6 separate regions of the Mus musculus genome follow, and all the other regions are linked to region 5. A link is a loop called in an ENCODE intact Hi-C map of the cell type or tissue named here. Cell type or tissue: left cerebral cortex. All regions are shown on one strand. Each heading gives the region's core, and the rest is flanking DNA. Links, peaks and the distances in the headings are about the cores only.

Region 1 (5,252 bases), core at 628-4,627, 370 kb before region 5:
TGACTAGGGATCTGAACTCCCTAGAAATGGTGGCTGGTTTGTGTTGTCTTCTCTCTGTGTGGTGTGTGATATCAGAAGAAACCCAGGCGTGCCTGGGTGACATGGTGTGCCAACTTGTAACAGAGCTAGAACCCTTTCTGGAAAAGTGTAAGTCTGTCAGGTCCAACAGAGCTGGCTGCCTTTTCACAGTCCCCTAGAAAGGCTTCCCGGGCTCAGAAGATCTCAACCCTGCTCCTCCTTTTCTTATCTCCAAGGGCCCGGACCTCCATTGGCTTCATGTCTCAAGGTCACAGTACTTAGGAGATTTTCACAGGTAGAAAGCAATGTCATCTGTGGGTCAAGTAGAGCAAGCTCAAGTGCACCCTGCTAGATCCCATAGATATGTTCTAGAGATTTGCACATCAGACCCCTCCCCCAGTTCAGCAGAACCCTTAAAAATAGGGGGGGGGCTATCATTTAAAGAAATTCAAACCTGCCCCTCTTTTATCTAATGAAGGGTCCTTTTGTCATGCAAATAATGTCATCCTTCTTCCAGTTGAGAGTCTGTCCTGGCTTCCCTTAAGTGAGACACACCTCCACGGAGCGAAGTGTGGGGATGGTACTCTGTGGGATTTTCCACACAGGCTAGTGACCACCCTTCTGTCTTTGTTGCAGTGTTGGCTCTGGAGCCCTTTGTTTATGACAGGTATTATTTTGGCCACTGGAGGGCCCTCTAGATAGCTGGAGAATTCTAGTTCTCGCCTGCAGCTCACGCCCAGATTTTTGAGCAAGCAGCAAGCATTTCAGTGAAAATCGGATTTAACTGGAGAAACTAGCAGTAGCGGTCGACATTCCTTTTATTTAGGAATTTAAGCATACGAGAAGCCTCTATTTAAAAGAGTGGCTTTTGGATTAGGGTCTGTTTGGAGCTGGAGGGGAGGGGCTGAGCTTGTGGTGTGTGGAGAGTGATCTTGCAGAACTCAGCCCAGCTTAGGAGAGCAGAGCTTTGAACAAAGGTTATTTTTTTTTTCCTGTGTGGGAAGGATCACACCAAGATGGATGGAGACAAGCGGGGACCAAATTATTTTTATGCTAGGAAAAGAGAGTCTTGGCCAGGACTAAAGCAACTGTTTGGGTCTATGACCCTTAACCGGGAAGGGAACACTGCTCCCAGGTTTTGTTTTGTTTTTTTTTTTTTGTTTTTTTTGTTTTTGTTTTTGTTTTTGTTTTTACTGTTTCATTTTTGAAGTCTACTTTAGAGATTTTTGGTTTTCTGATGTTGATAAGAACATTGTAAATCTGAGTTCTGAGATGATAACATAGTATAATAAGTTTTACATCCCTCCCTCTCTGCTCCCAAACACAGACCTGTTGAAGAACCAGGTAGGGAAAAAGAAAAGGGGATGGGAGGGCCTAGAGAGCAGAAAGGAAATTTGAGACAGTGAGCGTACGGTTTCCTCTTTGGAACACAAAGACAATCCATCAAAACTCTCCATACTAGACTGATATTAAGCCAGGCTAAAAGGAAGTTTCATGTTCTGACATTTTTACGGCCTGGAACAAGAAATGAATTGGAAAGAGGCCCCTGACAATGGGGGTGGGGGGAGATGGGGTGGTCGTAGAGAACCGGAGCCAAGCGCTGCTGGGGACAGGTGAGTCTGTAGGGACTCAGAAGGTTAGCTTGGGCCCTAGTAATCTAAGAACTCACTCGGTACCATGGAAACAGATATGGTCAGTGGGGACATAGCTCCTGTCAGGCTCTGTGGAGGACAGACAGGCTTGCTTCTTAGAAAATGTGTTTAGCTGTAAAAAAAATGAAGAGTCTTTTTCTGAAATCCCTTAGATCATAGACAGGTTCCTGACCCATATAAAGGACAAGCTTTCTATATTTATTTGAAGACGGATAGGAAAGGATGCAGCTCCGATAGACAGAGCCTCAGTTTCCTTTTTAACCCTGTCGGTTTGTAGGTTAGAGGACACAGTCAGACTGTACAGACAGACAGACAGACTTTGGGGAATGTTGCCCCAGAGCTGAGGATGTGCCCACCAGCCCAGCCCGGTCAAGGGACACAGGAGCCCCTGGCAAGCCTGCATCTTTTGACCAGTGTTTTGCTCTTTCTATTAACCCCTTGTCACCTGTGGAAAGCAGGTACGTAGGAGCACATACAGTTACCCAGTAACACCTAAGAACCTCCATCTGGTAAGGAAAAGACAACTGAGACTGGAGCCTGGGTCTTGGATCACGGCTGACCTGGAGTGACAGGAGGCAAATGATGGTCCCTTGACACCATGTTCCCAGAAAGGCTGAGAATGGCTTATCTGTAAGGGCTGGAGGCTAGGGCAGAAGCAGGCTGGGGGAAGGAATTCCTCACTGAGACCAAAGGTGGATTCTACATCCCTCCCTAGTCTGTACTCTTCTCCCTGCCTCTGAGGTCCTAGCTGTCATTGTGTGTAACGCTGACACGCACACGTTTTCCTCTGACGTATTTGTACACATATATACTTCTTGCAAACACTTGTGCGGAGTGTTAGGCACTTGGCAGGCAAGCAATGAATAACTTGGGGAAGACTGAACAAAACGCTAAGGTTGTATGTCATGGCTGTCAGTGAGGTCCCTGTTCAGAGCTGGGATCCACCACTGGCTTTTTGAGGGTGGACGAGTTACACAGAAAGGGATGGACAAGCTCTGCCTGACGACAGTAGTATCTCTGAACTCTGGAGCATTCTCAGACCTACTGCACAACCATAGCAGGAAAGAGAGCTGGTTGGTGGGAGTGCAGGGCGGGAGCTGGGAAGTGGTTTCTTTGTTCTGGGAGATTTCAGCCGGCACGAACCGCAAATTTTACTGTCTGCACACCAAGAGCCCCTCCCCTCCCCCTTACCGCCTTCCTTTCCAACCTGAGAATTCATTCGCTGCCACCCTCGGTCTCTTCCTCTGCCCCAGAGCAGTCACCAGGGAAAGATCTCTTTGTTGAGAACACCCCGAGACAACTCAGAGTTGCAGAGTTCCCAGGGCACTGCCAGGGTTGCCCTCCGAGGAGAGTGGTCTCCCGGGCACAGACCCCCACCTGTTGATCTCTCCTTTCCCCGGGGGTGAGCGGCAACTTGCATTGTGCCGGGATCTCACGCGTTTCCCCGGCAGGCTCGGCAGATGGCGCTCATGAGCAAAGCCACCACGGTCCCTTCCCTGCCCCTCCCCACCGTCGGGGCCTCGCTGGGCTAAAGCAAAAACAGATGTTTTCATCATTTTTGGATCTGGCACGTGACTTGCAGTTCAGCAATGTGCCGACAGAACCCAGAGTTGTGTGTTTCCTTCATCTCCCGCAAAATAAAACAATCTTCCTTAAATGAGCGTTCCTCTAAGTGAGCCTGCGACACACGATCTCTTTAGCACAAGGGGTTGTTTGCTTAATGGAACTCCAACTGCGAGTGCCCTGCTAGCCAGTCTTGGGTCTATAATTGGGAAGAGGTCCTTTTTCAGAGAAGACAGTGAGCGGCCAGACTGGCTATCTTTACCTTAAGGGCTGGGGACAGGCGCTAGCGTTTTAAAAATAGCCCTGGTCTGGCTGGCGAGGAACCTGCCTTGCGTGGGTGCATAGGGGTCGCGAACAAAACAGGAAGGCCGAGGCGGCGCGCCCTGTTCCCCGCGCCCACGGCAGGTGGCAGCATTGGCCCGAGCTGGCCTCTGCCACTGGCCAAGCCCAAAGAGGGCCCTTTTACTTTCGGTGGCCTCAAAATTATTAGTTCCAGATGAATTCTTGCGATTGTAATATTTGGTTTAACCCAATCGGCCCGATTGCGTCAGCGTACGCTCACACTCAGCCGTCTGAAGTCTAACCAGACATCAGAGGCTTGTTTCAGGAGTGTCAACATTCCTCATCCTTTGAAAGAATTAAAACAAAAAAACGCAAACGCTGATTTATCCCCAAAGGAAAGGGGGGCTGAACAGACGTGCAGCTAGGGTGACCAGAGGGAGTGAACGTGGAGATTCAGGCGGGAGTCAACAGTTGAACCTTGACGAAGCCTGCTTGGGGAGAATTGGAGTTCTTTGTCGATCTAGGACGGACCTCTGGGTTTTATGAAGGTTGGGGCGAATAAGCTGAACTGGTTTGTGAGACAAGAGGCCTGGAGTCATGTAGACTGCTATTGCCAGGCACAGAACACGCTGAGCCTCTGTTTAACCCTTGGCCTGGCTGCTCCTTCCAGGGCCAGACACAGCCTCCTAACAGCTGTGGGGGATTTCTGAATCTCCCTTAAGGATGCAAGCTGTGTTTCCTGAGGATAGCAGCCCACACCCCAGAGGACCTCTTGAAAAGATGAGGCCTCCAGCAGACCTTGCTGAGTGGACCCGCTGGAATGATCATATGTCTTGTAAACAGCCCTTTGCGTGTCACACACCAGGCAGGGATGCTTGGGGACCCATTCTAGTAGTCTCGGGTTTTACAGGTGTTATCCTATGAGATTAAAAGACTGCACGCTGAGTGCAGGGGCACTGATAGTTAAATCTGGCCACAAGACACACAGTTCCACCCACGAGAGCAGAAAGGGTGCCCTGCCTCCCTTGGCTGAGCTGGAATGACTTGTCCTCGGAAAAGAAGGTCTGGTCTTTACTGTGCGGTCCCCATCCATGCATTTTTTTTTCCAATCTGTCTTCAAACTCTTCAAGTAATGTGGTCAAGGAAGCTAGGGAGATTTCTGCTAGCTAATTTCAGGGAGCTTGCCGGCTTTCAAGCAGGTCTCTGGCTCAACTCGGTGCTGATCAAAAGCCAGCACCCATCTGGCAGATGCCTCAGGTCCTGCCCTTGGAGAGCTAGCTGGTGGTGGCTGACTGGGGTCGGAGTCTGCCAGGCAGGCTGGCTGTGCGGCCATCTTGTCCTTCCCTTTTCTCTGCCCAGTGGTGGTTGAGCTCAGTGAATCAAGCATGGAAATAAAAATGGTGGGTGAACACCTCCAGACTGTTTTGAGGTCTTGGTGTCCTGGATATTCCTTTCTCTCTGAAAAATACATGCCTCTGCATGGTAAGACTGTATGGTGCTCCACCTGGGCTGAGCCGGGGGCAGGGGAGTGAACTAAGCTGGAGAAGCAGGCGTATTGACAACAGGACTCCTTGGGATGGTGGAAGAATTCCAGTGTTCTTGGGACTCACTGACTTGATTTTCTTCTGAGAATCAGCTTTTGAACATCTGACTGTGCAGAGGTTTTCAGTTCTGACTGCTTACGATCAGTTTGAACCATTGAGCCCTCCATTTCTGAGCATCAGAAGTTCAGTTGGA
Region 2 (5,252 bases), core at 745-4,744, 310 kb before region 5:
GGAGAAGAGGAGGGAGAGGAGGATGTATTTGGGAAGACTGGTGGGCTGCTGAAGAGATCAAAAGCCTCTTCATGTAGGAAGTACCTGAAGGGTCAGAAAACACTGAAGGGGGACAACTCAAGAGTTTTGTTCAATATTAGAAAGGCTTTCTGCTGTTGCATGAATGCTATATGGGTCAGCTATGTGAGCAAGAGAAGCGAGCTAGTCAGGGTTGTGAGAAGGCTGAGCTGCTGTTGCACAACTTCCTCACCTCAGGAAGGACTGGCCATTGTGTGCAGGACCAGGTGGCAGACATGGTGGAAAACCTTGCAGTTTGCGATACTTGGATGGAGTGTGAATTTATTAAGAATTTACTTTTGGAGACTTGCTTCAAAAGTATTTTAGTGGGAGAGGTAAGAGAATGAGAAAGAGGAATGGAGTGAAAATGACTGAAGTTTATTAGAATTAAAAAGAATTAAAAATATAAAGAAAGTGGACTCCAAGGGTGTAGTTGGTAGTATAGCACGTGGACTGCATGCTTGAGACCCTGGGTTTAATCTGCAGCATCAAATATGAATAAATAAACGATCCAACTGCAGTTTTCTACCACTTGGCAGATCTAGCAGCTTCCCTTTGCACTTAGAAACAGTTGCTCACTGCCCAGGCGTCCATGGTGCCTGCTGATGTGGTCCTTTGAAGTTTTATCTGCAAAGTTCTTTATCTTCTGACTCACTCCCTGGCTCATCTCTCTTCTCTCCCACTGGCCTCCTGTAAATTCCTCTAACCCTCTACATGGGCTCCCACCTCAGGGATTTTGCATATGTGACTCTGTAATCTGGAATGATCTTTTTCATCCTTCAGAGCTTTGTTGAAATCTCACCTCTTATGACCACTCTCCTTAGCAGATAGTCTGTTATCTTCCACTAATTCCTCACAGTGTTTTGAATGTTGTAATTACGTATTCAGTCATGTCTCTTCTAGCTCTAAACACACAGACACACACACACATATGTACACACACACACAAACATATATACACACACATGTATCTCCAAGTTCTAAAAAGGCATCTAGCTCTTGTTACTTGATAAAGAACTGTAAAATAAAATGAAAACAATCACAAGAGTGTTAAAAAGAAAATAAATATAGCGTGTTCTTTTAATTTTTTAGGAATCTGAGAATGTTTTTTCTAAGTGCGGCCTGAAACCTCAAAGTTATAAACACAAAGACTCCCTCCCAACTTTGACAATGTTAGGCATTTCATAATTAAAAGAAGATAAGCTGAGAAATAAAAAACCTTCACAAATTATAGAAGAAATCTCTTCAAATCAGTAAGACTAGATGAACAAACCTATGGAAAATGGTTTAATAAATTTCAGAATAAAAACAAGTGAACATTAAACACACTTAGATGTTGTTACTGAAGACGTTGGGTTTTCTAGGGTGTGGGCGGCGTATACCTGGACCACAAACACTTGGGAGGCTGTGGATGGATAATGAGTTCCAGGCCAGCCTGGGCTGTACAAGACCTGTTTCAAAGCAAACAAATAAACAAAATTGAAACAGACAGATGGACAGGTACCTCATCAGATTTTCTCCTGGTCGCTCCGTAAACACTCTGGTGGTCTGTGTGCAGAAGTAGTCAGGTATTCGTACACCATCATACACATAACATAAACAGCTAGCATTCTTGAATGTATTGCAAATTGGTGTCAGTTTTTTTTTTTGTTTTTGTTTTTGTTTAGAGATTTAGCCAAGTCTATTGAAATTTAAAATGTGCCTTCTCTTTAACCCAACACTGTTTTTTAAGTGTTAATTTTAGGAATTCATTCTTAAATAATCCTGTCCCAGACTGCAACACAAATCCAAGTCTTTAGGTTTAGCATTGTCTTCGTAAGCAAAAAACGGCAAACATCTGATGATTCAATACCATTCATACAAGAAATGCCGACATACCAAGCAGCTATGTAAAAGAACCAGGATCCAGGTCTATTTGGGAGTTTCATTTGGGAGACACGTGACTAAAGTGAATGGATGTCTGATAACGTTCTATGAAATATGAAGATTTGTGTATTGATAAATCTCATGAATATGTCTAGATAGGAAAGAAAACGCAGCGATGGCTGAAATGCTGAGCTATGGATATAATTGGGAAATTGGATTTAGGGAGAAAACTCCTTTTTATGGCAGACATTTTGCATCGCTTATTTTTGCATTTGTTTAACCAACGGGGAGGGAGGAGAGAGGGGGGCGGGGAGGAGAGATTTTCCTGGAAGAAAAATGGCGACTTTTTCCTGAGTGTCACTCTGTGCATGGTGGGAGTTGTCCCATCTAGCTTTGAGGCAGAGCAGACGCTGTGTCAATGGTTTCCCTTCTCTCTCTCCCATTCTAGCTGTAGAGGGAAAGGCACGTGGACATGGCAGGTTTTTTTTTTTTTTTTTTTTGCAAGTGTCATGAAATCTGGGTTGGGAGACACCTATATCAACTCAAAAACCTTTCAAACAGAAGATTGCCATCCCACTACGCCTGTCAGAGAGGGTGGCTGGTCCCAGAAAGTCCTCTTGTGTGCCTTCGTTGCCAAAAAGTCCAGCAGTCCTCTTTCTCCCAAACAGCTCTGGACTGGAGTCCCCCTCCTTCTGACTCTCAGGGAGGGAGTCCACAGGCCACCCGCTCCATTGCTCCATCCCAGCCCTGGCCCCGCCACTTCCCAGCAGAGCTTGGCTGTTCCTTGAACTTTCAACGCTGGTTTGATTTCCTCCTGGGGTACCACATGCTGCTGTGCAAACAGAGCACGTGGTCCCGCTAAACAAAGGAACAAGTGTGCTGCAAACCATTCCCCCCACCCCGTTCCTCCTCCCCCTCCCCCGATCGCGCCGGCTGCACCAGGAGAGGGCCAGGCCTTGCTTGCACTGCCATTTGTCACCGCAGCCCGCACACCCCGCCAGGCCTCGGGGCCCCGCAGGGATGGAGGGGGAGCAGGGGCTCGAGCCTCTGCTGCTCCCATCACCGCCCTGGAAATAGCATCTGAGCTCGCACCACCCAGCTTTCCCCCCCCTCCCCCAAGCTGCTAAGATTTCATTTCACCTCCGACAGGCTTCATGGGGACTCGCTGTGAAAAGATCACTCTCCCGGGACGCGGGCCGTGGGAGGGGGCCCGGGACTGTATACAGCTGTCAAAACGTCTCCAACAGGAGGCTGAGGCCCAGCTGCTCCAGCCTGGCTCAGGCGCCGGGCACGCGGGGAGCACAGTGGACCTATCAGTGCTGCACCGAGCGGTAATTGCATTAGGATTAGTTATCTCCCGCGCCTAGCTCATTAGCCCAGAGGATGGCTCGCATCCAGCACGAGGATGGCACCGGGAGAGGGTGTGCGTGGAACAGGTCGTGATAATGAAAGACTGCTCTCCTATTCTCCGGCTTCCCACCCGGCCCTGTATTCTCCGCCTCCCTCTTCCTGGAAACCTCATTTCCTGACTTTTTCCTGACGGTCTTATGAAATGTGCAATTTAGGAAGATTGCAATGAAGAAAACCAAAAAACCCACCACGTAGGTGGGGGAGGAGGGATTGGTGCAAAGGGTGTGGGGCCAGGCAGGAGTCAAGGCCAGCGGGGGTGGGGGGTTGTAGGGGGGAAGCAAGCGCTTGGCACGCTCTTGAGGCCAGTGCTAGCAGCTGCAGAAAGCTTAGACTATCTGGAGAGTTCAGCCTAGGACCAGCCTGAAACAACACCCACTCAGACTGAGGTAGTCTCACCTTGCTTAGAGGCTCCCTTAGAGGAACTAGCTCCTGGCAGATGGGACTCAGCCAATAATTTTTTTTTAATCGCACCTAGCATTACCTGAACATTGCCTGAAAAAAATTCTCACACTGAATGAGAATTTTGAAAAAAGACACACGTGGGACTGATGAGAGGACTCAGCTGAAAAAGCACTTGCCTCACAAACAAGCTCTGAATGCGAATCCTACTGCATCTAAAACCCGGGTCCGGGTGGCCTGCCTGAGATCCCAGCTCTCAGGGGCGGGGAGGGGAGGAGCCCTGTGCTTGCTTGTTTGCAAGTCTTGCAGGATCCAGGTCCAGTGAGAAACCCTGTCTCAAAAACAAACAAACAAACAAACAAACAAACAAACAAACAAAAACACACAGTGGAGAGAGATAAAGGAAGGCAGTGCGTTCACTTCTGATCCCCCCCCCCCACATACACACTGCAAGCACACATGTGAAGCACACAAACACACAAAATTAAAAATGAACAAAAGTCGTCATCAACTCAGGGTAACTAAGAATAAAAACTCAATCCCTACCAGACTGATCTATCACTATGTGGGTACTCTGTCAGGCAATCTAATTTTTCTAAAGATCCATATATTTCCGCAGGTTTATTCGCCCATGTGGAAATTGCCCAACATAGACCCAAAGTCATCGTATGGTATTCAGTAATGTTAGTTCCTCTGTGTCTTGTCTCCCTTAAGTAGAGCTAAACACACACACAAACACACACACACACACACACACACACACACACACACACACACACACACACACACACACCACTACCAAAACTCTTTGCTGTCTCAGGAGGAGGTGATTAACATTCTCACAGCCCATCTGAAAGGGCCAATGGAGTACAAAGTTGTTTTATAATTAAGAAATGTATCAAACTCTGGGTAGGACTAATTGCTGTGCAAATTTGATTGAGGCCTGTGAGGACAGGATTGCCTTTAATGGCTGCAGCATAGGGGACCATTTAATATGCTTCAGGAAAAGTCCAGTACCCAAGCCTCCACACTGGAGGCGATTGCATCACCAGCCATTAGGAGCGCTCCTCCATGGTTCAGAAGGAATACACCAGGGCTTTGCTTAAATAATTATTTTGAAACTGGGAGGTTTATGGAGAGTTCAGGGTTCAGATTTAGAAATGTCAGAAATAGAGTTTTTATTTGTTTCCATTGCACGTAATGAATTGCCCTTTAAATAATGAAGGGAGGAAATGCCAAGTGTTACATACTCCAGTGGACTGCCAAATGTTGAATCAGCCACCCCCACCCCAACTTTCTCCTTTGGGACTGGGGCTTCAAAGCCACATACATTAGAGAACTGGAGCATTTAAAAAGTCCACAAGAATCATTGGTTTACAGAGAGCTACATCCTTTCCTTAAGTCTACAGTCTGAGCCTTTCCAACTCCTTGGCTCTCCTTTGTCATTGGGGATCCGCAATGGTGTCTTAGGTAAGGTTTCTATAACCGTGATAAAAGCAACTTGAGAAGGAGAGGGTTTA
Region 3 (5,252 bases), core at 635-4,634, 81 kb after region 5:
ATATGTTCAGAATTGATCATAGTCTTTGGCCTGTGAACTGTGAAGGGGCCTTTATGTCTAGTGTGCCTGCCGTAAATACACCAAGATGAAAGAAAGAAGCATGGATTTAGGGTGACTGACACTCTGGGACTTCCCCAAGACTGAATTAGTTCCTAGATGACATACCTCTTGTTGTGGGAATGTCCTGGGCCAATAGGGACAAATTGGTCTTACTAGGGCGGTGGTTCTCAACCTTCCTACTACTGTGACTCTACTACAGTTCCTCTTGTTATGATGACCTCAAATCATAAATTTATTATCATTACTATTTCATAACTGTAGATATCTGCTTTTTAATGATCTTAGGTGACCACTGAGAAAGGGTTGTTTGACCCCAAAGGAGTCATGACCCACAAGTTGAGAACTTCTGCACTAGAGAATTACAATTTCCATCTGTAGGAACCACCTCCCCCTAATGCATACATTTTAGTACCCAGAAAAGCCTAGCATGATTAAGACACACTTTACTGGGTAAACAAGTCATGATGATTAAAGTTAACTGTCAACTTAGAGGAATCTAGAATCACTTGGGAGAATGGCCTGTGGACCTACCTGTACGGAATTACCCTGATTATATTAATTGTATTAGGAGGACATGCCCACCTTGGGTGGGTACAATCCCCTGACAAGGATCTTAGACTGTAATGCAGGCCTTGTTCTCTGCTTCTCCACTGTGGATACATTGTGGCTAGCTGCTTCAAACTTTTGCAGTCGGGACTTCTCTGTCATGATACACTGTGACTTGAACTGGGAGCTCCACAAACTCAAACTCACTTAAACTGCTTTTATCAGAGAATTTGAACAAAGCAGTGAGAAAAGAGACTAAGGCACTGGGCAAGGCACTTTGTTCTTCTGTGCCTCTGTTTCCCCCAAATAGAAATCAGAGACATAACACTCAGTTCTAAATCTTCCGGAAACTCACCAGATACCTATTTCTCCACACTGTTCTCATCCCAAACTTTTAAGTAATCCATGCCAGTTTTCCCTCTTATTTTGTGTGGTATCATTTCAAAAAGAGTTGCCTTCAAGTACCAGGGGCATCTGTGAGTAGGTCTCTCTCAACATTATATTATTCAGGATTGAAAACATCACTGTTTTGTGCTTTAAAGAACAGAATGACTGAGAACTTGCCATCATTATGGTTTTTAAAACTCTAGCAATTACCTCTGAAGATCACTAACCAGCCCCAATCTTGACTACAAACAAACTTAAATCAACCTCAGGAAAAATGACCAGTTGGCCACCTTACACGTGCAATACAGGAGCAGCTAACATTTACTGAGGGCCTCCCAGAAACAGCATGCTGTGCTTGGTATTTTAGCAACACTTTAGTTCAAGTAAGTCTCCAAGGTAGCAACTACTCCTCCTGTTTCCTAGGTGAGAAAAAGAAAAATGTGGTCCAGAGAGGTTAAGTTATTCACTGGGGGGTCAGAAACCATATAAGGGTTGAGGAGTCAGATTTACATACATACAATTTGATTCTATGTCTGGTGCTTCAAATAATCCACCATACCACCTTTAAGAAAACATAGGTAAAAGGCATCCTTTTCTAACTATGGCCCAATGTGTAAGCATAGAATACTCTAACAGGTCAGATGTAAGACTAACCATACCAAGTGTGTCTGTGAGGCCCAGCACATTATCCATCTACCTATTTAGGTCAAAAGGCACAAGGCTTCCTGGGCATAGGAATTAAAGCATCTGAGGGAAAGATTTTGTCTGTTGATTCATTCAAGAGTGAGATGAGTTGCCCTGCCAAGCTGATGTTATTTTTTTTAGCACTTCCGGTTCCCTCTCTGAAAACAAGTGAAAGTAAGTCATCTTGGATGTCTATGAGAAATGACTGCATGAAATAATGGGACTGCTCCATGCAAACTGAAAAGCACTTTAAAACAATTATACCATATGCTAAGCAGTTTCCAAAATAGCAATGCCTTCAGACGTCCTTGCAAAGCAAATGAGACCCAGCTGCTAGCATGTTCTGCCAAGGAGGAAACCCAGCTCTTGTTGAAGGGGAAGGGCGCACGTAAGATTACCCCAAAGATGTGTTGCACAAGAAGCACGGAAGCCTCTTCAAAATTTCTGGTGGTGTCTTACAGACCAAACAGGCAGTTCTTTTGCATGAATTTGGAAAAATATTCTTGAGTGATGCTTGCACAATAGTTAGAAATATAGATTATTCTCACCTATGGAGATGTGAGGTAGTCAAGTTTCCCAAAACTTCTCAGGATCGTTCAAAAACAAGACTGTTAGCAAAAAATAAAGGAAGACTTCTAAAAAGGCTTTGTGTGTGTGTATGTGTGTGTGTGTGTGTGCATGCATGCGTGTGTGTGTTTGTGTATACATATGTGTAGAGACCAAAGGACAACCTTGGGCGTCATCCTCAGGAATGCCTTTCACCTATGTGATAGGGTTCCTCACTGGCATGGAGCTCAGCAGTAAGGCTCAGCTAGCTGTTCTTCTGGCTCCACCCCCACTGCCCCAAGTGCCAGAATTAATAGCTCAGGCCAACTAGGTAGGCGCTTTTACAGGTAAACTACGGATTGAATGCAGGCCCTAGCATCTGCAAAGAAGGTCCTTGCTCAAATGAGCTTTTTCTGGTCCTCAAGGGGATTATTGGTGGTGGTGGGTTTTTGTTGGTTTCGGGGGTTTTTTCCCCCCTTTTTCCTTTTAAGAATGAAAGTAAAGAGAATGAGGTGTCTCTGGAATGCTGCGAGGCTTTGGAAGTGACTCAGCACTTGACAAAGAGTGACAATTAAATGTAGGTGTTGAAAGAATGCTAATGAGACTGAGCATTTTCCCCTCACTTCAAAACAAGACTGAACTACCACAGAAGACAAACACTAGGGAAGTGTGGGGCTTTGAATATACCTGGCCAATGGGAAGTGCTACTATTAGGAGGTATGGCCTTGTTGGAGTAGGTATGGCCTTGTTGTAGGCAGTACATCACCCATGGGGGTGAGCTTTGAGGTCCTAAGCTTAAACTTTGGCCAAGGCAGAAGGGGAGTCTCTTCTGGTTGCCTTAGGATCAGGGTAGAATTCTCAGCTCCTTCTCCAGCACCATGTCTGTCCGCATGTTGCGTGCTTCCTGTTTTGATCATAATGGACTAAACCTCTGGAACTGTAAGCCAGCCCCAGTCAAATGCTTGCCTTTATAAATTTGCCTTGGTCATGGTGTCTCTTCATAGCAATGGAAACTCTAACTGAGACAACGTATCTGAGGAACTGTTGGATGGAAGCTACTGAGAGTGAGAGAAGTTGGATGTGAGCCTTTGGCTCTACTGATGATCTCAGATGATGGCTGAAAGACCAAAAAAACAAAAAAACAAAACCAAAAACAACAACAACAACAACAAAAAACAGTTTGGATCTTGAGGGTCCTCACTTTTTTTCATTCCCTCTCTGGGGATTTCAGATCTCCTACAGCAAGCTAAGATGAGCTGGTGAGTAAGTCAGTGAGCAATGAGAAGTGTTGTAACAAATCAATTCTCATATCTAATCACTTGTAGCACACGTATAAAATGCATGCATTTTATAAATGAAGCTTGAGATGTGGAGGAAGAAAGACCTTTGTCCCATCTGGACCCATGACCTGTTTCTGGGTGTAGGAGCAGGAGGTTGTCCTTAATGGATGAGAAGCAGATTTTAGAGTCTTTGGATAAGGAAGATCCCAACCCCTAAGTAGCTGGCTTTTATCTTCATCTAATCTTAGCCATTAAGCTCTGTGCTAATTCCTCCTTCAGTTTCTCCTGTTGAACCTTGGCCTCTGTGGATGAGTGGGTTTGCTTAGTTCCCTGTTGATGACAGAAGCAAAGGGAATCCTTCACATATGTGGACATTGTTGTTTCATACCTAGTTCCCAATGGAAATCCAGCCAGTCATCTTCCTTATTCCCCACTGAAAATGTTCTGTTGCTACCCCAGAGCCAAGTCCTCGAAAGAATGAGGCACTTTGATGCTTGCCATGGCTTCTTCACAGTAAGTGGGCAGCTTCAGACAGATTGCAAGATTTACTGTTTATCATGTCCCAAAAAATGGGGTAAAATGCGGAGACTCACCACTTCCCTATTGAGTTTTCACAGTGCTCATATTTAGGTTTGTTTTGGTTTCGGTTGTTTGCTTTGGTGTGTGTGTGTGTGTGTGTGTGTGTGTGTGTGTGTGTGTGTGTGTGTGTGTGTGTTTGCCCTCGAGCTACAATAAAGTCAGGTGCGAAATAACATTTGAAAGATGTTCTATCGGCTAATTTATTCTTCATTCATAAATGAAACTCTTCAATGTTCAAAAACTGATTACCATTAATGAATGAGCTGTGACATCCTTAAAATTCTACCAAAAAAAAAGCTACCAGAACCTGTAGCAATCAGTTTTTCCCTTGAAGAAAAGCATGCTTACAGATCTAGTTGACACTCTCTTGTGCTAAAACAGTAAACAACAACATCAACAGCTGATTTAGGCTTCCTGTCCCTCTTCGTTTTGTCATCCTTACAGGAAGAGGGAGAAAATGCTCTATGTTTCATCAGCCACCACAATACCAATATGCTTGAGACAGGTTCTGAAGAAAATATGGTTTGGTTTTCTGGAACATGGAAGGTATCCCATAAGATTTTCCTTTGCCCCCAGCCTTAAACAATACCAGAGTGCTCTACACACATGCTCAGAAAGTAGGGACTCAATGGCGTGACCAACAATGAAGTTGTCACCACCTCCAACAAGCTGACTTCCCAGATCAAACCAGTAACAGGTATTTGAGTTGGGGGTGGATTGAGATGAGCAAGTCAATAACTTAGCAGAGCAAAAAGAAGCCTGGAGCTTAAGAATCAAATCCCATAGCGACCTTGGTCAGAGATTTTGCTCTTTTTATGGACAGCTTAGTAGATAGGGTCAGTCTTTTAATTTACTTAACAATTTGCAGGGAGCTTTCCCATTGAAGTGCTTAATCGTGTCTCCCCAACTCAATCTCTTTGACCATACAACTGGGTTAATACAACTTATGGCACAGGCCTATCACAAGAACCAAATCAAATGTGCACTTAAGATGCTTACCCCTGTGCCTGACGCATAAAAGTGAGCAGTGTGTTTGTACCCACGTGGCTCTTAAAGAGTTCTGTGGCTTAGTCTTGGTTCTCAACTAAGTAAGGCTGGCTGCAGTAACCTTTTATACCCACCTCTTGAAAACAAAAGGAAAAATAGCTAAGAAAGAGCAGTTCCCTGATT
Region 4 (5,252 bases), core at 639-4,638, 100 kb after region 5:
TTTGTGAGACCTCCAGATGTCTCCTTAAGGTCCCATCTGAGATGAGAAGGTTTCAACCATGTTCAGTATTCTTACCACCATCAGGAGACACATAAAGCTATAGGACTTTTCTATACCTACCTCTGGACCACACTCTTCCCTGAGAAAGACAGTTCTGATATTGTTAAAGAAAATATCAATCACACTTGTGGTAAAAGGTCACTACATTTTTTAAACAAATTGGTCCTTTGAGCAAGATGAATTCTAATGGATTGGTTTATTAACCTAAAGGTTGAACCAGACTGCGAGTAACTAACTGATTTGTTCATAATTAGTATTATTTATAATTATTTTACTTGGGAAAAATATCACCTTAAATGTCAGGATGTTTTTTAATTGCCTCAGATGAGATTCAAAATAATTGACTTTGCAAATGTATTTTTAAAAACTCATTTAAAAATATCTGAAATTGCTGACAGTTTGTGTAGAAGAGGCAACATATCGATATTCATTACTATGGACAGAGCAGAAATTGATCCATGATTTTTTTAAGCCATGTGAATTGTGATCACTTCTGGACTCTAGAACAGCCAAATTGCCCATGAAGAAATTCATATCCTTATTCTTCATTAAGTATGCACTTGAGTGTCCTATGTTAATATTTATATATACTTTTCATTAAGTGCAGAATGAATATATGTTTGGAAGGAGAAGGAATGTGTATATATGCACACACATATAGTTGTATATGCATGCGCATGTGAGTGCATCTGCATATATATACATGTATATGTATATATATGTGTGTGTGTATATATATATATATATATATATATATATATATATATATATATGCGCATGTGTGTGCTTGGTGGTTTTAAAAAACACAGCCTTTGGATAGAATAGCAACTATTGTGCCTTTGGATAGGATATTAACTTTCTACAGGTGAGTAGGTAGGTGCCTTAAACTAAGCATCATTCTAAATATTTGCTCTATCACTTGATTGGTAGAGATGAAAAGACGCAGGAGAAAGTTTCCTTTTATTAGCAGCTGGGACAAACGTTTAAAATAATTGGGAGGTGTGGGGCAATCACTAGCAGAAACCCAGCGGCAGCATCATGAGGAGAGCTGGGCACTTGTCAAGTCACAAACCATTGATGTCTGCGGGTCAATGGTGCTCTTCAAATGTATGTTTAGATACATGGAGGAAGGCTTGTGAGAATTCCAGGTGACAGAGGAAGGAGAGATATCAAACACTTCACAAATGGCCTACTCTGCCTTCCCCATCTGACACACTCACAGCTGAGGAGAAGCAGAAAGAATATGGCTACAGGTGTCAAAGCCAGCTAATGTTCTCATAGGCAACCTCCATTAGCCTGATCCAAGACACAGACCCAAGTCTATGTCTGACACATTTTGGTGAAAAAAAAAGAATCACAAGTGACCTGGAAAGAACATTCTAGAAGGGGGGAGATTACGACGGGATTATTATTATCACAGCCTGTCATTTGCTTCTTCTAAATAGTCCCACCATATGCCCAAGACATGACATTGACTCCTGTGTCCAGGACACAGACATCTCACTCCCCCAGGCATCAATCACTTATCTGCATGAGAAACCGAGCTGAGGCTAGAAAAAGAGCATTTGATGCTGTCAAAAAAGGGAGCGAATATGAAGTGTTCCATTTATCAAAGAGATTAGTTCTAAAAGTCTGGGGAGCTACGTGTACACAAGTAGGAGACTGGGTTATGGGTGTTGACTTACATGCATACTCCTCTCTCCCAGACTCAGCAAACTCCCTGCTGAGAGTAGCAAGGCTCTATTAACTGATTAATTATTATTAATGCCAACTTTTATTTAGCTAGCAATTATAATCTATTAAGAGCATTTCTTCGCATCCTCTTACTTATTCAGTCTTTGGAACAATCCTGTAAGGCTTGTCAGTAATATATTATTATCTCCCTTTTTAGACAAAGGAAAAGGAAACTCCGGGGTTTCCTCGCTTAAGCTAATCCCACCGATAAATGGCAAGTTCTAGACCAGAACACAGAATTTCTGACTGCCGGTCCACTCCCTAGAGGGGCTGTGGAAAACCCAAAGGAAGAAAGGGAAAGTGGGAAGCGTTGGTTCAGAAGTGAAAGAACCCGGAAAAGCCTGCAGACCAGAATTCCTTCCAGTTTAGGTCAAAGTAGGAGTAGGTGTGGCTCTGTGACACACAACTGAAATGATTAGGTCGATTGACTGTGAGCCACATTTGCTCACGCTGAACTTCCTTAAGCAAGTGGACCTTCGATGTCAATCTCTCCGCACACTTGTTTCTTGCCAAGTTTCTTAAGCAGCCTAGTTGGAACCAACTTCAGACTCGATTCAGATTCTATTCTCAAGCTCTGCCTCTCTCATACAGCAACCTTGTTTCTTTCTTTTGTCCTTTCTGCAAGCTCACTCCTTGCCCTCCTTTCTTCCTTGATGATGTTCCCAGTCAGTGCTTTCCCCCTTAACCTCTACTGACCACTCTCATTTTGGTCTATCCATTTTCCCATGTCCGGGGGTCTCCTGTGCCTCTTTACCCATGAGCCCCCTGGCCATCCTCCCTCAGGCTCTCACCTGTACTCAGCAGCCACAGGCACCACAGGTTGCCCTTCTGATGTCTTCTTTCTGTCCGTCTGAGGACTCCAGACTGTCTCCAGGGCCTACAAGCTGGAACTGTGCAGTCTTCGGGCTCTTTGTTTTTTCGCTTCCTTGGTTCACAGCGCTAGTAAATAACAGCACACACTAAAAGATGGTTTCGGCTATGTTTCTTGCCTCCAGCCTCCAGCAGTGTTATCTCAGACCCCAATATTGCAACAAAGAAATCTCACAGTTGGCTTAGTGAAAACCAGTACAGGACAGGAGCAGAAAACTTCAGCGCTTCCCAAATTGCTCAGCCCCAGCTGCCCTCCGGGGGCTCCCCCTAGTGGGAGATGCTGAGCACGACAGGCCAGCACTAGGTTTGGGTTGGTGCCTTGGGGTGGGAGGAGGGGAGTGCATCGAAAGACACAGAGTACACTGTGTCCTTCTGTGAGCAACAGCCTCTGTGTGATTTGCAGGGCTGAGGTCCTCTGAAATTAACCAGGGAAATCCTTTGGATATCCAGCGTTCTTAGGACCTGGAAGACCCAGAGTGCAGGTGAACGTAGTCTGAGAAGACAATAAGCTTACAGGGCTAATACTATATATGCACATGGTGATTGGCGATCATTTGCTGCTGCTGTGTGTCCAGTTTGGACTGGTTAAAAAAAAATGTCACGCAGGCACTCAGTCACACATGGCCGTTCTGGAGAGACAGGCACGGTCTCTGAAGTCTGAGAATAAGCATAATGGTCCAGTTTCCTGGACTCTCCTGGCCTATGGTGTCCCAGGGACCTTGGCTGCTTTCTGTCGCCCACTGTGATGAATGCAAACTGCATATCCAAATAGCATCCTCCTCCACAGAGATGCAATCTCATCCATTCTAACCTGCCCAGCAGGCAGGTAGAAAGTAAGAAATCGATAATTCTCTTCTGCAGAGACTTAACAAGTGGTGCTTTTGGTGCTATCAGTCAAACCAAGGGTGAAGGGAACATCGGGACTGATTTTCCTGACCTCCCGCCCAGGACACCCAGACTGTGCTCCACCTCTGGGGATGAGGGAAGAGAAGCTGAGTTCAACCTCAGGGCAGGGCAGCGAGCTTCACCCTCTGAAACAGGGATTGGCCCCCCCCACCCTGCAATGTGAAAATAGTGTGTTTAGCAAGATGCAGAGAAAGGCAGCAGCCTGCTCCTGCAGGCAAGAATTCAATTCATCATTATGTCAAATGGGGAAGGGGACCCATAGGACCAGCTGGAAGCTCTTTATTTACCAGTTAGTGAAGGGTAAATGACCAAGGAGATCTTCCAAGTTGATGACAGTGATTTGGTGCTGATGCTAGGTAGCCACCCTCCTTGTGATACAATCTCCTTTCACCATCAGACCAGTTGGGAAACCTTGACTGTGAGATTAGAAAAGCCCTATTTTGGTGATAAAGAAACTGAGGTCGGAATGGTTAATGGACCAGCCTGTGATCAAATCGAAATCTCTGAAAGCTTAGAGCCCATTTCACATGGCATACTACCACATGGTCTCATCTAGCAATCCTGGGGAGTGGGGCTTTCGCAAGGAATCAACATAAAACACTTCCTATTTACTCGGCAGACAAAATCATAAGCCGAGGTTCACTCATCTCTCTTCAATTCTACTACCTTCCTGCAGTGCTGGGGGCAGCACTGTACTGAACCACATGGGTGTTCAACCAACCAACCCAACAAAAACAGCAACAAAAGACTTAAAGATGGGCATGGTAATGCAGGCCTGTAACTCTAGAATGCAGATGGTGAAGGCAGGAGGGTTCAGAGTTCAAGCCCATCCTCGACCATGTAGCAAGTTCAAGACCAGCCAACGCTCTATAAGACTGTTTATCCAAAGAAAGAAAAGGCAAAGTTGGACTTGGTATAAGATGGATGGTAACATTATATTTCTTAAGAACTATGGTTACTTCAAGGGCTCTTTTATGGACACTACAGGATTAGTTTCCAAATAGCAATAGCAACCCAAGTAAAAGAAGCTTATGATATTAAGATGCCAGTGGTAATGATAATGAAGAAGAAAACCCAGTTAATGGTATGATTATTGATCATAGTGGGTCAATCACTATTTCTCAGACCTGTCCTGGGTCCTTGGGTTGAGCAAGAGTTAAATGACTCTGACAGTGTGCTTCAGTTCTGTTATAAACTCACATCAAGCCAAGCCAACCAACCAAACGTAAACAACAAAAGATTCAAAGGTGGGCACTGAAGTGCAGGCCTGTAATTCTAGAGTGCAGATGGTGAAGGCAGGAGGATTTGGAGTTCAAGCCCATCCTCAACTATGTAGCAAGTTCAAGACCAGCCCAACTAAGACTGTTTCTGAGAGAGAGAGAGAGAGAGAGAGAGAGAGAGAGAGAGAGAGAGAGAGAGGTCAAAGAACTGTAAGAGAGTTGCAAAGACTTGAAGGGTTAGTCTCACTCTGCTACAGAGTTTCCATCAGAGTCCACAAACACTGCTCACAATGTAGCACTGGTATACTGAGCATGTAAGTAATGACTACTCAGTGGTGAGAAGCAAGGAATTGAATGAGGGAACAGAGTTGGGTCTTGTTCCCTCAGAGTTATTCAGAGCATGCATTTCTGCTTTAGACCCCACCAGGCAAAGTGGGGTGGACCAAGGATGTGCAGAAACCA
Region 5 (5,252 bases), core at 711-4,710:
CAGCGATGCAAAGGCACGACCCGCAGCTCCCAAGAGCCTAACCCGTGGATTTAAACGGTAAACATCACAAGTTAGGGTCTCAGGGACTGAGGGGAGCGCAACACGATTCCTTCATTCTTTCTTGAGACAAAACAAAGCAAAAATAAAATAAAAATGACAGGCAATTTCGGTTGCAGACTCGTGAGTAAAATGCAGCAAACAGGTGGTCCAGTGTGACTACATCCTGGCTCCCTACACCTCTCCCCTTCACAAAATTTAGATTCATTTCTGTCTCCATACAGCCCTGTATATGCAACACACACATATATACCTGAACATATAAATGTCTGTTGTATCAAAGGAAACTTTGTAGCTTTGGGTAAAATCATTTACCAAATTGGAAAATAATATGAATAAGCTCAGAAATGTCCAGTTCTATTTGGAAAGAAAAGAAGCGATCTACAATTGGAATTAAACATCTCTTCAAACCGTTCATTTGTTAACTAGCACGATTGACTGCGGAGAGGAAAATATGCATCTGCCTTCCCCCAGGGCAAGCGTGCCTCATGCAACAATCCTAAGAGATGGGGTTTGCGGGAAGCAGGAAGCAGGAATCGGAGGTAAGATAGGTTTTTTAAACTCACCCATTTGAAGTGGAGCATAGTTGCAGAGCTTCCAGGAGCGCCATCGGGAGCAGGGGGAGAATGTGAGCTCTAGGCTGGGCGAGGTGTTCAATAGGACAGAGAATGGGGCGGGGAGGGAAGGCGGGGGCAGGAAGCGATACTCCAAAATCCAAAGAAGACCGTAACTCTGTGGTTTATGCTTTGACCGGGGGTGGGGGGTGGGGGGAAGGCTGTTGGGTGGGAGTGGAGGGAGGGGCTGGGGCTGATCGAATTTGGAAAATAGTCGGTTAAAAAAAATAGAAATAAATAAATAAATCGAGAGAGAACGAGAAAATCTCCCAAGGACTGCTCGGAAAAAAAAAATTCTTTTTCTTTTTCTTCTTCTTTCTCTAGCATTCAGAGTTCTGTCAGTCTTGCAAAGCTGGCCCTCCTCTGCATCAGCTGCTTGGCTGAGGCCAAGGCCAAAATCACCCAGAGCGAGCACCAGCCTGTCATTTGGTAGACGCAAAGTGGGAAGGGGTGGGTGCGAGCTGGGGAGATGCTCCCCCACCCTCGCCTCCCGCTGCGGATCCTTTGAAGCCTTTGGCCAATATTTCAGAAGAATCCGAGGCGTAATCCCCCTCCATCTTCACAGACAGCTACTAGTGCTGTACCTGATAGAGTCGCTTTCTCGAACCTCCTCTGCCTGGAAGCGGCGCTTTCCTGTGCAGACTCAAAAAAAAAAAAAAAAAAAAAAAAAAAAAAAAAACACCACGAAAGGGAGGGGAAGCCTATGGGAAGATGCCTCTTTAAAAATTTTTCTTTCCCCTCACCCCTCCTTTCTTTCTTTTATCCCAGGCCTGAGCAAAGTAGATGGCTGGCTGGGCACACAGAATAACAAAGCACCGCTGTAAGGAAGACACTGGAGGGGGCCCTTAGACTCAGAATAAAAAAAAATTAATAATAATAAATAAAAAGAAAAGGAAAATAGCTAACTATTTTAAATATGCTTTCATATACAACTAGAAACAGTTAAGAGCTCCAGGCTCACCCCCTCCTCACCAGAAGAACTACAATCATGCCAGCCAGCCAGCCCGCTAAACCGTGTCTTTTCCTTCACTACATGGTCTGTTTAGAACACCTCCCCAACACACACACACACACACACACACACACACACACACACACACACACACAGACAGACACACACCACAGACACATACAAAACTTTTCTTTTTTTCCTCACCTCTGTAGGTTCAGCTCATACACAGTCCTTGGTTCAGCTCATGGTCTCTCCTTTTTTCTCTCCCTTTTGCTCTCCGAAAAGCCAGACCGTCATCACCATACCTAGTCTCTCTCTCTCCCTCTCTCTCTCCCTCTCTCTCTCTCATATTAATAATAATAATAGCCCTTTCGACATAGCAGCATGAAGTGGCTGCCTTTGAGAAAGCACATTTAATCTTTACTGGCTCCCCTAGGCTTCACTGAAGAAGAAGGCAAGGGGAGAAAAAAAGGAGAGAGAGGAAAAAAGGCTTGTAAGGGAGGCTGCTGACGGACAGCAAGCATCAGGCACAAATCAGCGACAAGTTGAATTTTCCTAGACCACACTGCCCCCTTTCTTCTCGGCTCTCTCCCTGGGCTCCTGGAAAGCCCCAGTGTCTGGTTACAAGAGGCAATGGGTCTCTTTCTGCCAGCCATGGTACAGATTCCTCTCATGCCTGCTTAAACCTCTGGCAGAGTAAGGAATCGATATCCCCCTCTAATCACCTTTAGCTCTTTGATGGCTTCCCCCCTTTTTCTGAGAATCCACTTGGCTTCCCTCGCATCTCCCCCCCCCCCTGCCCTGCCAGGCACTGGCATACAAAGCTTGCAGGCTGTCATCTCTCACTTCCTTCCATATCTTGAAGACAAGCCTCTTCGAAAATTCTCTCGAGCTTGCTCTCTCTGTGTTGTAGCATGTCTCCTCCCGGACTAGCAGCACCGGATGCACGGAGACATCTCCCTGACTACTAATGAGATCAAAAATACACCATCAGGTCAGGGGAAACTAGACATTGTAATATATACATTATATATTATATATGTACATGAATATATATTCTTTTGCTAGATCAACAGTTCAGGTAGCCCATTTTCTAAGTGGGGGGTTGGAGCACGTTCAAGATGGTGAATGTGAAGAAGTGAGACCTCTGGTGCAGTGTGGTTCTTTGGCCAATTGTTTGGCATCCACACACGAGTGCGGATGAGCACAGGTGAGGCTGCTTGTGAAATTCTCCTGTTCTTCTTTTTTTTTTTAAATGGGCAGATAGTCAACAACACCCCAAACATTTCTTTGAAATTTGTGTGTGAAAGCATAAAAGAGCAACAACTCAAGTCTATATTTAAGATACATAGACGCTCTTCAGGCACACAATGACCATGATGCTAAAACTCTTGCCTTTGAATGGCCGAGTTTTGCCGGTTGCCTCCGGTTGCAATGTGCACTAATTTGCCACTTATGGTCCTGGGATTTGGAAAGCCACTCACTCAGTCTCCTCCGCTCAGCCAAACCCTTGGCTTCCGCGGCAGGCATTTTCCTGATTCCTGAAGCATTTGTATCCCCCCCCCCCAATTCATCAGCTATAGGCATACTTTATTGATCAGCCTAATGTCCCTCAATAATGATAAGCAATACTTCGGATGATGAAAAAGAGCAGAGAGAAAGAGGGGGGCACAAGAAAAAACAGAAGCCACCCCCCAAGAGACGAAGGGTTTGCTGTCATAGGTTTTAAACGCTTGCCTTTTGTACAGTGTCCCCTCACAGTTGGTACCACTCCCAAAATTAGGGTCTCTACTTATCTATAAACACAGGGATTACTGCTGTCTTAACCCAGTTTTCCCAATGAGGCTAGAATCCTGCAGACAACAGACAGTGCTGTGTTAAAATAGAATACGGGCTTCTGTAAATAGCAAGAAAGGGGGAAAGGCAGCCAAAGATGCAGGTTCCCTGTAAGTGGGTGTTTTAAAAGGTAGTTTCTTTGTGCTCATCACAGACGTTCATGGTGCTTTGTCTCTGACGGTGAGACTTCAGATGCACGGCTGGAAGCCAAAGGAAAGGGAAGGAAGAGCTCCTGAGATGAAGCAGCAGAGGAAGGGGAAAGAGAGGGGAAGAGAAGGGAGGGAGAGGAGGAGGGAGAGGAGGAGGGGAAGGAGGAGGAAGTGGACAAATGGGCAAAAGAGAAGAAGTTCCAGAATGTTGGAGGATCTTTAACACTTTTTTTTTTTGTCATGACTAGGTAGGAGGAAGGTGTTTGCCAGGAGTTGGTGACTGGGTCAGAATCCTTTTCAGATTTGGCCGACTGGGTGTTTGTACTAGACTGATAAAGAAAAGAGAGAGGGGGGAAGGAGAGAGAAACATGCTAAAATAATCAAAAAGGGTGGAGCTGTCAAAAAAAAGATTTGACTCATTGGGTGCCTCCCTGTAATGCCAAGATGACTCATTCCTAAGGAGGCTCCTTGGTTGTCTAGTATATATGAGGGTCTGAGAGCAGGCCACTGTACCCAACTGGAGAGGACAGACAAACAGAATGACATTCTCCAAACCCCTCTGATTGACAGTAACAGTCTAGCATAACTTCCACACACTAAGCTAGTTCATCCTTGTCTGTGTTCACTTTGCTTACAAAGATACACAAATATATGACTTGTGAAAGTTGGGCTAAGGAACACATCATTTTCTCCATACAACTCAGCCATGTCTTCAGAGGATACTTATTTCAAGCAGTTAACACCTGACCCCAATTTCTGTGGGTAATTAGTGAGCTAGATAAGCACACAAAGTGGGTAATTATTTAGTACCCAAGGGTACGCTAGAAGTGGGTAGTGGCTTTGTTAGCAAAAGCATATCTCTAATTATTGTATCTATGATGGGTGTTTTAAAAATACCAGTTACTCTATCAAGCGAACCATGATAAATAAGTAACTGTTTTACTGTCCTCAGCATATACATACATGTCTTCTGTCATGGTTAAGAATATTTACCTCTAATGTATGGAGTGTGCTGAAGATTAATTAGTTAACAACTGTAAGACTCTCGGAAGATTAAATGAGCTAGAGAGCTTCTAAATACAGTATTAGTATCACTATTGTTGCTTTGGCTACATTATTTCTGGCTGAGAGATGTTGAAAGGAGTAGATGCTATTGTTCAGCCTATGTCTTGGTCTGATGGTAATGCAGAAGCCACAAACATAATGAACATGATGGTGAAAAGTGGTGGACTGCCTAACAGTCTAACAGGCTGGAAAAGAGAAGTCAACGGTATTGAATTGACAGCTGGCTCAGGTTATATCTGAGGAGTTAGGGCAGGAGGTGGAGAGAGCGAGGAGCAACAGGAAGAGTCAGGGATGAGTCTGAATCAGCTGAACCACACCCTCCTTCTAAAGTCTCCTAGCCCTTTGAGAAAGCACAAATGTACAGAAACCCCTCAAAGAAGACATCTTTGCAAGTCTTAGGATAAGCTTAGCATGATCACATCACCTATATAGTATTTGTCGTGGAGAAGAACATCTGTATAGATTGTGTAAGCTGATGCAGATGCTTTTTAAAATACTGGGTTAAGGACAGGCACATACAGGCCAACCACAGAGATCTTCAAGCCAAGATTGGAACCATGAAAAAGAAGCAGTTTATTG
Region 6 (5,252 bases), core at 722-4,721, 350 kb after region 5:
TGGTACAGTGATCTGCTCTGCTTTCCTTCACAATTGTCCTGAGGCCCTTTGTGTTTTCAAACTGCTCTGCCACTGTTTTGTTCCTTAGGATTCACTTAAAAATGATTCCATGAGGGGATACCGTGAAGCAAGCACAGTTCAAAGGGTTTCTGACGAAACTGTAACAGAGAATTTGAACGTTGGTACATTGATAGGGTGTTTTCAAATTGTCCTTTTAAAAACATAGTCATGTCCAAAATTCAAGCATGCTTGAGAGAACACCAAGCTCAGCTTTCTCTCTTTGGAGACAGGGTACAGTCGACAGATGAAAGCGCACAATGGTCAGATACATTTACATTTCCGATAAACAGTTGGCTTGTTAGCATACATGTCTCAATAACCCCATAAGAAATCTAATTTTAGGAGTTCTGGGTTCTTATTTTCTAAATCTGGTACCTCTGGAACAGGAAGAAGATGTATTAATCACCCCAGAGCTGTGTGAACTGCAAGATAGATAGATAGATAGATAGATAGATAGATAGATAGATAGATAGATAGATAGATACATAGATACATAGATACATAGATACATAGATACATAGATACATAGATAGATACATAGATAGATACATAGATAGATACATAGACAGATACATAGATAGATACATAGATAGATACATAGATAGATACATAGATAGATAAATTGTAATCTTCACCCTTTTAAAAAGTTTTAGAAATTTATTTGAGTCCAGTTACAAGCTGCCCTCTGACCCTTACATGCCAGTCATGGCATGGGAGCACTCATCCACACACAATAAATGTATACGCATGCATATGTGCACATGCCTGCGTGTATGTGTGGTTATGGGTATACTGCGTGCATTCTTGCATGCGTGCATGAGTTGTGTGTGTGCACACACATATGTGTGTCTGTGTGTGTCTGTATGCGTGTGTGTGTGTGTGTGTGTGTGTTTGTGTGCGCACGCGTGTGTGTTCATGCACCTCAGCGCTCATGCGGAAGTCAGAGGACAACTTTCAGAAGTCTTCCGTCCCCTTGAGGCAGGGTCTCCAGTGTAATCTTCCTGGGTTGGAGCACCATCTTCGGAGATAAAATGCTACCTAAACTTAAGATCAGTTTATTGCTAGCTAGATTATACACAGCATCACTCCATCACCCAATATTTACCTGGAGACTAACTGGTATCGGGCAATGGGTGATGGGCAGTGGGTGCTGTATTTAGAGCAAAAAGATCCGAGGTTGAATTTCATCATTGACTGTAGCACCTTCGGCAAATTAATTCCTCAGCGTCTCAGATTCTTTGTCTACGGCAATGGGGATAAGACAGTTATTATAAGAGCCAAATTAGCTAATGTGCACAGAAGCACTCTGCTTTTATGAATGGCTATAAACAGATTATGACTTATTAGAGAGCCACTCTGATCTAGGAGTAGCCCGACCGTCAGATCCCAGCACGTGGGGAGAAGAGAAGGGATAGGGTCAACCTGAGGTATGCAGTGAAACCCAGGGGAAGAGATGGGGAGAAAGTGAAGGAGAGAAGAAAAAGAAGAAGAAAAAGGTGCCGCCAAAAGGTACCCTGGCTTCAGCTCGCCTTGAAGTGGGTTATTGTCGAAGCTGCACAGGGAGGAGCTCTTTCTCCAAATTTTCAAGGGCAGAATTCTTAGCCAGTAACCACAAGTAGTTATTTTACCATCCATTCTCTTTATATTTCAAAAGACTCGGGTTCAAATGTCAGTTCCAAGTCTCTGTTTCTTCTCATAACAAATGGACCAAATGATATTCACTCCACAGGAAGGAGGGCTAAGAAAAATAGAGGCTTACTTGGGGTTTTCTGTCTAGGGATGTGTGTTCTCATCTGTGCTCCTCCTGGAGTGTCCCCTGTAAGCCCCGGGGAGTGGATAGGCTTAAGGAATAGGCCTCAGTTTTCCTTGTCTTTCTTTGCTTAGTGGCTCTAAAATCAGAGCCCAGCAGGAGAGTCGTGGGAGAGGCCTTCTAAGATGGGGTCAGAAACGCTCAAAGCAGTATTACTACCGATCTCCCTGCACTCCCAAGACAATAACCTTCTCTAATCACTACCAGATTCCACATTCGCGCCAGAAAGCAGCAGGGAGCAGTTGCCTTGACCCGCCAGGGCCTCCAGCCCCTCCCCGCCAGACGCAGACTAATGCGATACAGACGTCTCCCTCCCAGCACCGCTCTCCCACCCGCAGTCCCTCTCCAGACGGACATCGCTCTTCCGAAGTCATTTTTTGCAGGTCACCAGGCCACTTTTCCACGAAGCCAGGGAGAAGCCTGCACCTCGGGACTTCCTAGCTACCCAGAGGGTATTGTATTCACTCCTGGCGGAAGCCAACTTCAAAAGGGTATCAGGCGGGGCTTCTCACTCATTTCGATGGTACAACAGTGACCTCCAGTGGCAGAGCCGGGAGACAAAAAAAATCTGCAACGTCTCAGAATATTCCTGTCCTCATAGAAGACAGTCTACAATAGGACACGATTTCTCTTGTAAACAGCGTCTAGGACGACGACGACGGTGATGGACTCCATAGTTGCTGAATCCAAGCAATCCTGCAGAGATAGCCAGTGGCAAGTTTCCAACCCACGATCTGAGCTCCATGGCCTATCATTTATTTAGTACAGCTCCCTCAGCTCTTAATCCACTCCAGACCCCGCCCTGGTGCCCAAGTGGCTTGTGTTAATTCCACTGCTAGAAATGACCTCTTCATCTCTCTGCCTGATAAAATCTTCGTGTGATGATGTCAGATGAGAACATGCCACTTGGGGACACTTTCCAGATCATCCCTCCTAACAGAATTGATTTTGTCTTCAAAACCAAATAGTATCAAGGACGTCAATACTGCTGAATGCATTCGGCTTGAGAAGCAACACGGTACAGCACTGTTGTAGGGACTTCCACTGCTGAGAGTTCTAGGTGAAGGATGGAAGGGTGTGGGAGTGTCAGGCACATCTGCAGCACCATGACACATGCCTGAGGAAATGACATAAGAGAGGAAGGGTTTATTTTGGCCCACAGATTTGTATCTTTCTGTCCACTGTCATTGGTATCTGTTGGTTCCAGTCCAGTGTTTGGTGAGGCAGAACATGAGGGCAAAGAGCAAAGTGGCCCTCCTTGGGACAGATAGGAGATGGGAAGGGACTTAATAAAGACAAAATACATCTCCTAATACATCATTAGAGGCTACTTCCTCCAGTGTGGCCTTCCCTCCTATCTCTACCAACTCCCATCATATTATGAGCTTGTGAATGGACTGATCTACAGATTAGTTCCGAGTCCTCAGGAACCAGTCATCTTCCCTTCGCTCGACTGTTGACTGTCGCGTTGAGAATAGAGCCCTTCACATGTGATCCTTGACAAGGGGCACACTTCATATGCAAATTATAATTACTGAGCTCAGAATGCTGCAGACTAGTGGGGTGTGCACAGGAAAAAACAACTGCCATCGAGTGTAGTAAGGAGTTCCATATTTGTCTCAAGTAAGAGTCATCACTCCAGTCAGGGGGAAGAAATGCAATCAGAGACTGTCTAAATAAATGGAAGGGCTTTGCTTGGGTATTTGGGGGCTGAACGGGAGTTAATGAGGCAGGTAGAATGATTTAAGATGGGGGAAGAAAAGAAAAGATGCTCATTTGGATGTGAAATAACTACCTAGAAGTGATTTCGTTGCGACAAGGGGCAGCCCACGCTGGCTGGATTATCTATCACTGGATGTTTTACAGTCAAGAGATACTAGGCTGGAAGACTACTGAAAGCAGGATTGGGATCTTCCAAACTGTTGGCTATATAACCCAGGGTCATCAATGATTGCTGAACTATAGCATGATTCGGGGAGAATAAGCTCACGCATAAGCTAGAGTGGCTCACAAAACAGGATAAAAATCAAAATCTGGTTTCTGCCCATTAGTGGTTCTCAGATGCACTGGCATACGAATGTATTGGTCAAATCTCATCCACTGGGATGAAGCTAAGTTATTGAGCTGGTGAGCAAACAGGTCAGGCACAGTGCCTCAAGATGGAAGGCAAAACCACAAGAAGGGCAGCTGCCCAGCCTGCAGTGTGGAGACAAATGTCAACGTTGCAGGAAATGAGATGCCCGACGGAAGAGTGGAGATCTCAAACCAAGTCTGTGAACTGCATCTTGCTGAAACACGACTCATTTTCGGTGTCCTCGCTCTTGAGAGGAAGTCCAATGAAGATGCTCAGAAGGTCTGGCTCTGAGATCCAGGGAGGATCAGAGGGACCAAAGGGGCCCCAATCTCCCTTCAAACATATGTTCTGAGCAGCTGGGGAATGACGGTCTGTTTGTTCTTCAGCGTCAGATAATAAATTCTGGCTGAATCTGATGGAATTTAGCCTTTCTGGATAATTTATCATGAATGAAGAATTATATGCCCCCTTGATATATGGTGCAGGAGACACATCGGTGCCTGAGATGAACAGTAACTTAAGTCATGAAGCTATGTATCCATGTGTGTTTATATCTGCACACCCCAGGGTCTCCCTGCACACCGGAAAGGACTACAGTTAATCTACAGCTGGTGGTGCTTGGTGTGGGGAAAGCAGGTGACCTGCTGCAGAAGGTGCAAAACTCCATCCAGGCCGGTAGTGAAAGTCTTCACTGTGGGAATGAAACACAACACAGAGACCTGTCTGCCCACCGATATATTAGAAAGATACATTAGATGCAATATCCATTCCCCATTAGAAACTGAGCTGCCTGAGGGGCCTCACCCAGCACAGCACCTAACTCAGCACTCAATAAACCCTGGCTGAGTCAGAGAAGAATAAGCCCCTCAAGAAGAGGAACTAGGAAGTTCCTGGAGACACCTGGAGGGTGTGCAGAAGAACCAGAGCATTCTGTGGTCCCCAGACACGCCCTTTTATCTTTGCGCCAATACAGTTAATATGGACATTAGAACGAATGGCCATCTGGAAAACAGATAAAGGTGATTTTGGATTCTGGCTGTGCCACTTCATTAGCTTGGGCAATGAATGTCTTAAAGTGTCTGAGGTGCTATTTGGCTCTAGAAGACATCCAGAAGTTCTGTGTATAAAGGTGACCCTTGCTGTCTGCTATAATATTAAAAAGTAAAATAAAATAACATAATTTTTTAAAAACCTGGCCAGCACAACCCCCAGCAAATATCAAATATCGCTATTTCGACAGCAGCACAAGGTACCTTCTCTCAATGGAATCTGAACTACCACTCACTCACCGACAGTTGCAGTGGATGA

Evidence for each region. Peaks named below come from ENCODE experiments on the same cell type or tissue, not always from the same donor. Only the 100,000 strongest peaks of a DNase experiment are listed, where the experiment ranks them.
Region 1: it touches region 5 in a loop (10-fold over the local background); 16 of 42 quality-filtered maps call a loop at or near these places.
Region 2: a loop joins it to region 5, with 2.5 times the contacts of the local background. A loop is called at or near these places in 5 of 42 quality-filtered maps.
Region 3: it touches region 5 in a loop (5-fold over the local background); 2 of 42 quality-filtered maps call a loop at or near these places.
Region 4: a loop joins it to region 5, with 4 times the contacts of the local background. A loop is called at or near these places in 16 of 42 quality-filtered maps.
Region 6: a loop joins it to region 5, with 4 times the contacts of the local background. A loop is called at or near these places in 15 of 42 quality-filtered maps.

What each region holds. Positions count from the first base shown.
Region 1 is chr9:41,949,208-41,954,459 of GRCm38, reverse strand. No RefSeq gene overlaps it. Among named protein-coding and RNA genes, the nearest start is that of Gm36227, 33 kb to the right of the region's middle. RefSeq lists an enhancer at 1-5,252. In left cerebral cortex, for the core only: CTCF peaks have their summits at 702 (motif pointing right), 3,113 and 3,637; DNase peaks (open chromatin) are centred at 723, 3,205 and 3,588; H3K4me3 peaks cover 1,584 bases; H3K27ac peaks cover 2,518 bases.
Region 2 is chr9:41,888,469-41,893,720 of GRCm38, reverse strand. The region is part of intron 1 of Gm40513 (a long non-coding RNA gene); the gene reads left to right. Gm36170 (a long non-coding RNA gene) reads right to left here and starts at 3,459. Exons shown (of 2, transcript XR_379303.2): 1 at 3,064-3,459; 2 at 1,322-1,508. RefSeq lists an enhancer at 1,208-4,711. In left cerebral cortex, for the core only: CTCF peaks have their summits at 2,690 and 2,896; DNase peaks (open chromatin) are centred at 2,063, 2,780, 3,221 and 3,823; H3K4me3 peaks cover 1,214 bases; H3K27ac peaks cover 1,772 bases.
Region 3 is chr9:41,495,249-41,500,500 of GRCm38, reverse strand. All of the region lies in intron 3 of Mir100hg (Mir100 Mirlet7a-2 Mir125b-1 cluster host gene), which reads right to left. Among named protein-coding and RNA genes, the nearest start is that of Mir100, 34 kb to the left of the region's middle. In left cerebral cortex, for the core only: no CTCF peak of the experiment used is centred there; DNase peaks (open chromatin) are centred at 1,953 and 2,756; H3K27ac peaks cover 1,543 bases.
Region 4 is chr9:41,472,487-41,477,738 of GRCm38, reverse strand. The region is part of intron 3 of Mir100hg (Mir100 Mirlet7a-2 Mir125b-1 cluster host gene); the gene reads right to left. Among named protein-coding and RNA genes, the nearest start is that of Mir100, 56 kb to the left of the region's middle. In left cerebral cortex, for the core only: CTCF peaks have their summits at 2,942 (motif pointing left) and 4,260; a DNase peak (open chromatin) is centred at 2,954; H3K4me3 peaks cover 1,595 bases; H3K27ac peaks cover 2,232 bases.
Region 5 is chr9:41,576,774-41,582,025 of GRCm38, reverse strand. All of the region lies in intron 4 of Mir100hg (Mir100 Mirlet7a-2 Mir125b-1 cluster host gene), which reads right to left. It overlaps Gm51670 (a long non-coding RNA gene), which reads left to right and starts at 2,380. Exons shown (of 2, transcript XR_003948129.1): 1 at 2,380-2,833. Mir125b-1 (microRNA 125b-1) reads right to left here and starts at 100; the gene lies at 24-100. In left cerebral cortex, for the core only: a CTCF peak has its summit at 2,212; DNase peaks (open chromatin) are centred at 2,200, 2,468, 3,034, 3,606 and 3 more places; H3K4me3 peaks cover 2,983 bases; H3K27ac peaks cover 3,507 bases.
Region 6 is chr9:41,226,036-41,231,287 of GRCm38, reverse strand. No RefSeq gene overlaps it. Among named protein-coding and RNA genes, the nearest start is that of 1700063D05Rik, 23 kb to the right of the region's middle. RefSeq lists an enhancer at 743-3,386. In left cerebral cortex, for the core only: a CTCF peak has its summit at 2,419 (motif pointing left); a DNase peak (open chromatin) is centred at 2,392; H3K4me3 peaks cover 528 bases; H3K27ac peaks cover 690 bases.